Regions from separate parts of the Homo sapiens genome. Here region 1 is linked to region 2. Evidence: chromatin loops called from intact Hi-C (ENCODE). Cell type or tissue: CD4-positive, alpha-beta T cell. All regions are shown on one strand. Links, peaks and the distances in the headings refer to the core of each region. The heading gives the core; the rest is flanking DNA. Region 1 overlaps FBXO22 (F-box protein 22). Region 2 has its middle 34 kb from the start of UBE2Q2.

Region 1 (2,920 bases), core at 159-2,658, 110 kb before region 2:
CATTTTAAGCTGGGCAAAGCTTCAATTTCCAGAAGAAAATGATGCCTTGGAATAAGCCAAAACTGCTGACATCAAGCAGCTCAGGAAAGGACACCTATAAGAAAGCTTCACAGAGCACAATAATTCTGGGGTTGTTTTTCCTTCCAGTTTTCTCATTCCTATACTTGGCACTATAATGCAAATATGATCTAACAAATATAGCAATTTTATCACAAAAGGGTTTCTGCTGCTCAAGATTTTGGCTCTTATAAACTGACAAAACTAGGGTCCTAGCTTCAACCAGTGCCACATATCAGGGCCTCATCAAAGATTCCCAGGATGCTCAGGTGGACAGAGGACAGAGTACTGCCCAGGAAACAGCTATGTCACCTCTCTGGACAAAAAAGGCAGCACACAAAAGGTTTGGCCATATGACCTTTAGCAGCAGCACTGAATCAACAGCCAAAACAAGCATCTCTAATGGGGTTTGATTTTTCCCAATTTCTTCTCCCAATCCCGCTCCTCCTGTCCCAGTGTTCCTATTTCTGGTCTCTGCACCACCATCACCCTTGTCTCCTAGGATCAAAACTCAAAAGTAATTACTGAGGCTTCCCTTCTCTTTCACATCTAATCATTTGTTCATTTCCTCCAATTCATTCCCTAGTCCTCATGCCCTAGTGTTATTTCTTGCCTGGACTCTAAAGTGGTCTCCCGCTTCCAGTGTCTCCCCACACAGGAGGGCCACATTCACCTCTGCTCGATGACATCTGAGTAACAGCTACCATTTTCTGTGTACAGGAGCTAAGCCCAGACTCTTTAGCCTGGCCTGAATGCGCCCCACCCTTTGTTCCCATGACTTCCCTGCACATAACCTTTGCTTGCAAAATGATTACTATTTCTCCAACATGCTCTGGGATTTCCTGGCTCTGTGCCTGTGTTTCTATGTTCCTTCAGCCAGTGATATTACTCATCCATATCTCTCATATGCTTCCCATCCTTCAAGGGCTTAAATACCACCTGCTTCTGGAAGCCTCCTTGATCCCTCCCACTGGCAGAACCCCTACAGCAATCTACCCATTCTGCTCTCACAGAACACCTCACATACTCACTTGGGTTATGATTATGCAGTCAAGCACCACATAACACTTTGGTCAAGGACAGCCAGGCGTGGTGACACGCACAGTAAGCATATGCAACAGTGGTGCCAGAAGATTAACAGAGCTACAAAATTCCTACTGCCTAATGTGTAGCACAACGCATTACTCAAATGTCTGTGGTGATGCTGTTGTAAACAAGCCTATTGCAGTGCCAGTCGTATAAAAGTATAGCACATACAATCACGTACAATGCATACTTGGCAATGACAATGAATGACTATGTTACTGGCTTATGATTTACTATCCTATACTTTTAATTGTAATTTTAGAGGTTACCCCTCCTACTTATTAAAAAAAAAAAAAAGTTAACTGTAAAACAGCCTCAGGCAGGTCCTTCAGGACGTATTCCAGAAGGAGGCACTGTTGTCATAGGAAATGACAGCTCCACATGTATTACTGCCCTGAAGACCTTGCAGTGGGACGAGATGTGGAGGTGGAAGACAGTGATATTATCTTGACTCTGTATAGGCCTAGGCTAATGTGTGTGACTGTGTTTTAGTTTTTAACAAAAAGCTTAAAAAGTTAAAAAAAAAATTAAAGGTGGAGAAAAGCTTACAGAATAAGGATATAAATGGAAATTTTTTTTGTCTAGCTAAAGTTAATTTATTATTAAAGAACAATTTTATTTTATTTTTTTGAGATAGAGTCTCGCTGTCGCCCAGGCTGGAGTGCAGTGGTGTAATCTTGGCTTACTACAACCTCTGCCTCCCAGGTTCAAGCGATTCTCCTGCCTCAGCCTACAGTAGCTGGGACTACAGGCGCACACCACTATGCCCAGCTAATTTTTGTATTTTTAGTAGAGATGGGGTTTCACCATGTTGACCAGGCTTGTCTCAAATTCCTGATCGCAAGGGATCCACCTACCTCGGACCTCCCAAACTGCTGGGATTACAGGCATGAGCCACTGTGCCCGGCCAAACAAAAATGTTTCAATTAATTTAATGTAGCTTAAGCATACAGTGTTTATAAACTATATAGTAGTATACAGGGCTAGGCCTTCACATTCACTCACCACTCACTGACTCACCCCACACCAACTTCTAGTCTTGCAAGTCCCATTCATGTTAAGTGCCCTATAGAGGTATACTGTCTTTCATACCATGTTTTTACTGTACCTTTTTAATGTTTAGATATGTTCAGATACACCAATACTTACCATTGTGTTACAACTGCCTACAGTATTCAGTACAGTAACATGCTGTCCATGTTTGTAGTCTAGGGGCAATAGGCTACACTGTATAGCCTACACATATAGTAGGCTGTAACATCTAGGTCTGTGTAAGTACTATGACATTCACACAACAACAACATTGCCTAAAGATGCATTTCTCAGAACTCATCCCCGTCATTAAGCAACATATGACTGTATATGTATTCTTCATACCTTTTCTGGAATGTCACTGAGACAGAATCTACATCCAGTTATGTCACCTTTAACATGCTGAATAAATTTTTATTTATTTATTTATTTTTGAGACAGGGTCTCACTCTGTCACCCAGGCTGCAGTAGAGTGGCGTGACTTCAGCTCACGGCAACCTCCGCCTCTTGGGCTCAAGCAATCCTCCCACCTCAGCCTCCTAAGTAGCTGGGACTACAGGTGCGTGCCACCATGCTTGGCTAGTTTTTTAGTTTTTTTGTAGAGGTGAGGTCTCACTATATTGTCCAGGCTGGTCTCGAACTCCTGGGCTCAAGCGATCCTCCCGCCTCAGCTTCCCAAAGTACTGAAATTACAGGCATGAGCCACCATACCAGCCTGAATAAAATTAATGTAGGAGTTCTACAT
Region 2 (2,920 bases), core at 147-2,646:
TGATGGGGTGGGTAGTCAACACCCCAAATAAGGGATATTTGAGAAGGCATTCACTGTCAAAGAGAAGTGTTTCTGGCAGAGAGAACAGCATGTGCAAAGGTCCTGAGGTAGGAGGGAGGGAACCCTCAGGGATCTGAGGTGATAGAGGGAGTAAGAGAGAAAGAATGAAGCAAAAGGTGGCTGCAGAGGCAGGCAGGGGCCAGATCCTGCAGGCCAAGGGTGAGTCAAAGCCATTGCAGAATTTAGCAAGAGAGTGACTTAATAATATTGGGCTTTTAAAGATGAATATGGCTGCAATACCAGAATGGCTGGTTGGAAGAGGCCAAAGTGGAAGCTACTGGGGATGTCTGTGTAAGAGCTGACAGTGACCTTGTGGTGGAAATGGGGCACAAGAGAGGGAGACTGTGCTGGGCTTCATCATGGTTGAATGCAGGAGAGAAAGGAAGTATCAGGGAGATGCTGGCACAACCAGGGAAGACTTTCATCACCCACTGGGTACGGGGGAGGGTGGTTAACCTGTGGGGAGAAGCAGGGCACTTATCCAGGGTGGAAAAGAGAGAGAGTGAGGAGAAGGAGCAGGAGTAAGAGAGCTAAAGCTGAGAACTCAAAGGACCAAGGAGAAGCTACAGGGCCAGCTCACAGAAATGGCGCGGAAGGAACTCACTTGTTGCCCCAGCTTTCTCTCATTTCAGTCTCAAAGAGATCTTGCCGGTTAGGCGGACACTTTCTCCACTTCGCAGGGTAACCAACTATGGATCAGATCTTCTTCTGACATCACAGAGCTGGGACTTGAATGCAAGTCTGTGTAACTACAAAGCCCACACTCTGCTCTCTGCCAGGAGCCCCACTCCTGCCCCGATCCCTGGGCCGATGAGTTATATCGAGGCCTATAGCCAAAATGAAGGCTCAAAGATTCCCCAGCAGGGGAAGAAAGTGGCTGGGTGGGAGGGCTAATTCTCAATTCCTGTAGTTCATTCAGATCCTGGAGCCTGGGGGAATATGGGAAAACCAAGGCAGACACAACGTGGAGAAAGCAAAGGTCAGTATTTCTCTACCCTGGCTGCACAGTGCCATCATCAGGTGAGCTGTGAAAATTCCTGGTGCCCAGGCCATCCCCCACCAATTAGCTCAGAATCTCTAGGGTGGGGCTTGGGCATCAGAATGTTTTCAAGCTCTCCAGGTGATGCCAAGCTCTCCAGGTGCAGCCAGGTTGAGAACCATGGGCATATCAGCCCCTCTCCTGAGACCTACTCTATCTCAGTCTAGACTTATCTTGGAAGGGCCTCCCATAACTGTATTTGGGGCCACACTGCCCAGGATCCCAGCCTAATCTGAGTTTAGGTCCTAATTAAGATCTTTAGAGACCCAAGACACTGCAAAATTATTGTGCAGAGCTCCTCTCTTTCTTTTCTTTCTTTCTTTCTTTCATTCATTCGTTCTTTCTTTCTTCTTTCATTTTCTTTCTTTCTTTGCCTTTCTTTCTTCCTTTTCCTTTTTTTTTTTTTTTTTTTTTTTGAGACAGTTTCTCTCTGTCATCAGGCTGGAGTGCAAAGATGCGATCACAGCTCACTGCAGCGTCAACTTACCAGACTCAGATGAATCTCCCACCTCAGTCTCCTGCACAGCTGGGACCATAGGCACATACCACCACATCTGGCTAATTTTTGTATTTTTTGTAGAGATGGGGTTTCACCAAGTTGCCCAGGATGATCTTAAACTCTTGGGCTCAAGCAATCCTCTGCCTCAGCCTCCCAAAGTGCTGGGATTACAGGCATAAGCCACCACACTCAGCTCCCCTTTTTCTTAAGTAATTCTAAATAAAAACAAGACTAAATTATAAAATAAAATTTGACATGGGCATTTTTGGAGAAATGACACAAAACTTCCATGATAGCTGAAATTAAAATATTTATTTTTGGATTTTCTATTTGTGTGTGCACACAGGTACACACTTGTCCTTGGTTGGTGCCCTATGTGTGTACTTGCTCTATGTAGTAGGTTAATCTGCACAGAGTCTGAAGGCACAATTTTCAGTAAACGAAAGCTCTACATAGCACAATTTCCAAGCAGTTGAGACTGAAGCAGCAGTCTCCTTCTGGGTTTAATTTGAATTAACTCATTATGTCAGAGGTTGCAAATGTTTTTCTGTGAAAAATCAGACCTTGGCGATGACACTGAGCAGTAGGATATAAATAACTCCACAAGCTTAGCGTTCCAGTAATGGAACGCTAAGCATAAATGTGTAAACTGCCAGGATGTACTTGTGCAGGAAACTGACAATTTTCAGCAAGAAATCTTCAGATGAGGCTTGTCACTCTCCAGTGTAACTCTAGGGCCTGCTTGGCAGGGGGACCAGCTTTGGCTGGAGGCTGGGTCAAAACGGCGGCCCTGGGATGGCACCTTCCCATCCCATGGAGGGAGCTCTGTTGGGAACATGAGACAGACCAAGAAGACTCATCCATTAGGAAAGCGGCCCTTGGCCTGTCCGGTTTTAATGGAGGAGGGTGCTTGGTGCAATGACCACTTCTGATGGGGAAACTAGTTGAAGACATGGGCATTGTCTTTCCCATGTGTGCCCCACTGGGAGCCTAAACTTGATGGGTGAAAAGTTCCAAGAGATGAATCAAGAGCACTATATATATCTCGGCCGTCCAGGCTGGGCTCCTCCCACCACCCCTCAGTCCTGCCCTCTGGAACCCTTAGCAGGCTGGCAGAAGCCCTTTTTGGGGTCCAGACTTATGACCAGGATGCCTATGGCTTCCTAACCCCCAGGTAGGGCAGCCTAGTGTAAAGATCCTGAAAGCAGGAGAACAGCAATTGATCAAGTGAACCCAAGATAGGACTAAAACTGTCTCTGATGGCAAAACCTTTGATGACGAAGAGTCTGGCCCATAGAAAGATGGCCCTGAGCATGGCACCT

The links. Hi-C counts contacts between places; a loop is a spot of excess contacts. Peaks named below come from ENCODE experiments on the same cell type or tissue, not always from the same donor. Only the 100,000 strongest peaks of a DNase experiment are listed, where the experiment ranks them.
Region 1: a loop joins it to region 2, with 2.3 times the contacts of the local background. A loop is called at or near these places in 30 of 110 quality-filtered maps.

The regions. Positions count from the first base shown.
Region 1 is chr15:75,920,512-75,923,431 of GRCh38, reverse strand. All of the region lies in intron 5 of FBXO22 (F-box protein 22), which reads right to left. Among named protein-coding and RNA genes, the nearest start is that of FBXO22, 18 kb to the right of the region's middle. In CD4-positive, alpha-beta T cell, for the core only: a CTCF peak has its summit at 1,503 (motif pointing right); a DNase peak (open chromatin) is centred at 1,511.
Region 2 is chr15:75,808,314-75,811,233 of GRCh38, reverse strand. No RefSeq gene overlaps it. Among named protein-coding and RNA genes, the nearest start is that of UBE2Q2, 34 kb to the left of the region's middle. In CD4-positive, alpha-beta T cell, for the core only: no CTCF peak of the experiment used is centred there; a DNase peak (open chromatin) is centred at 1,083.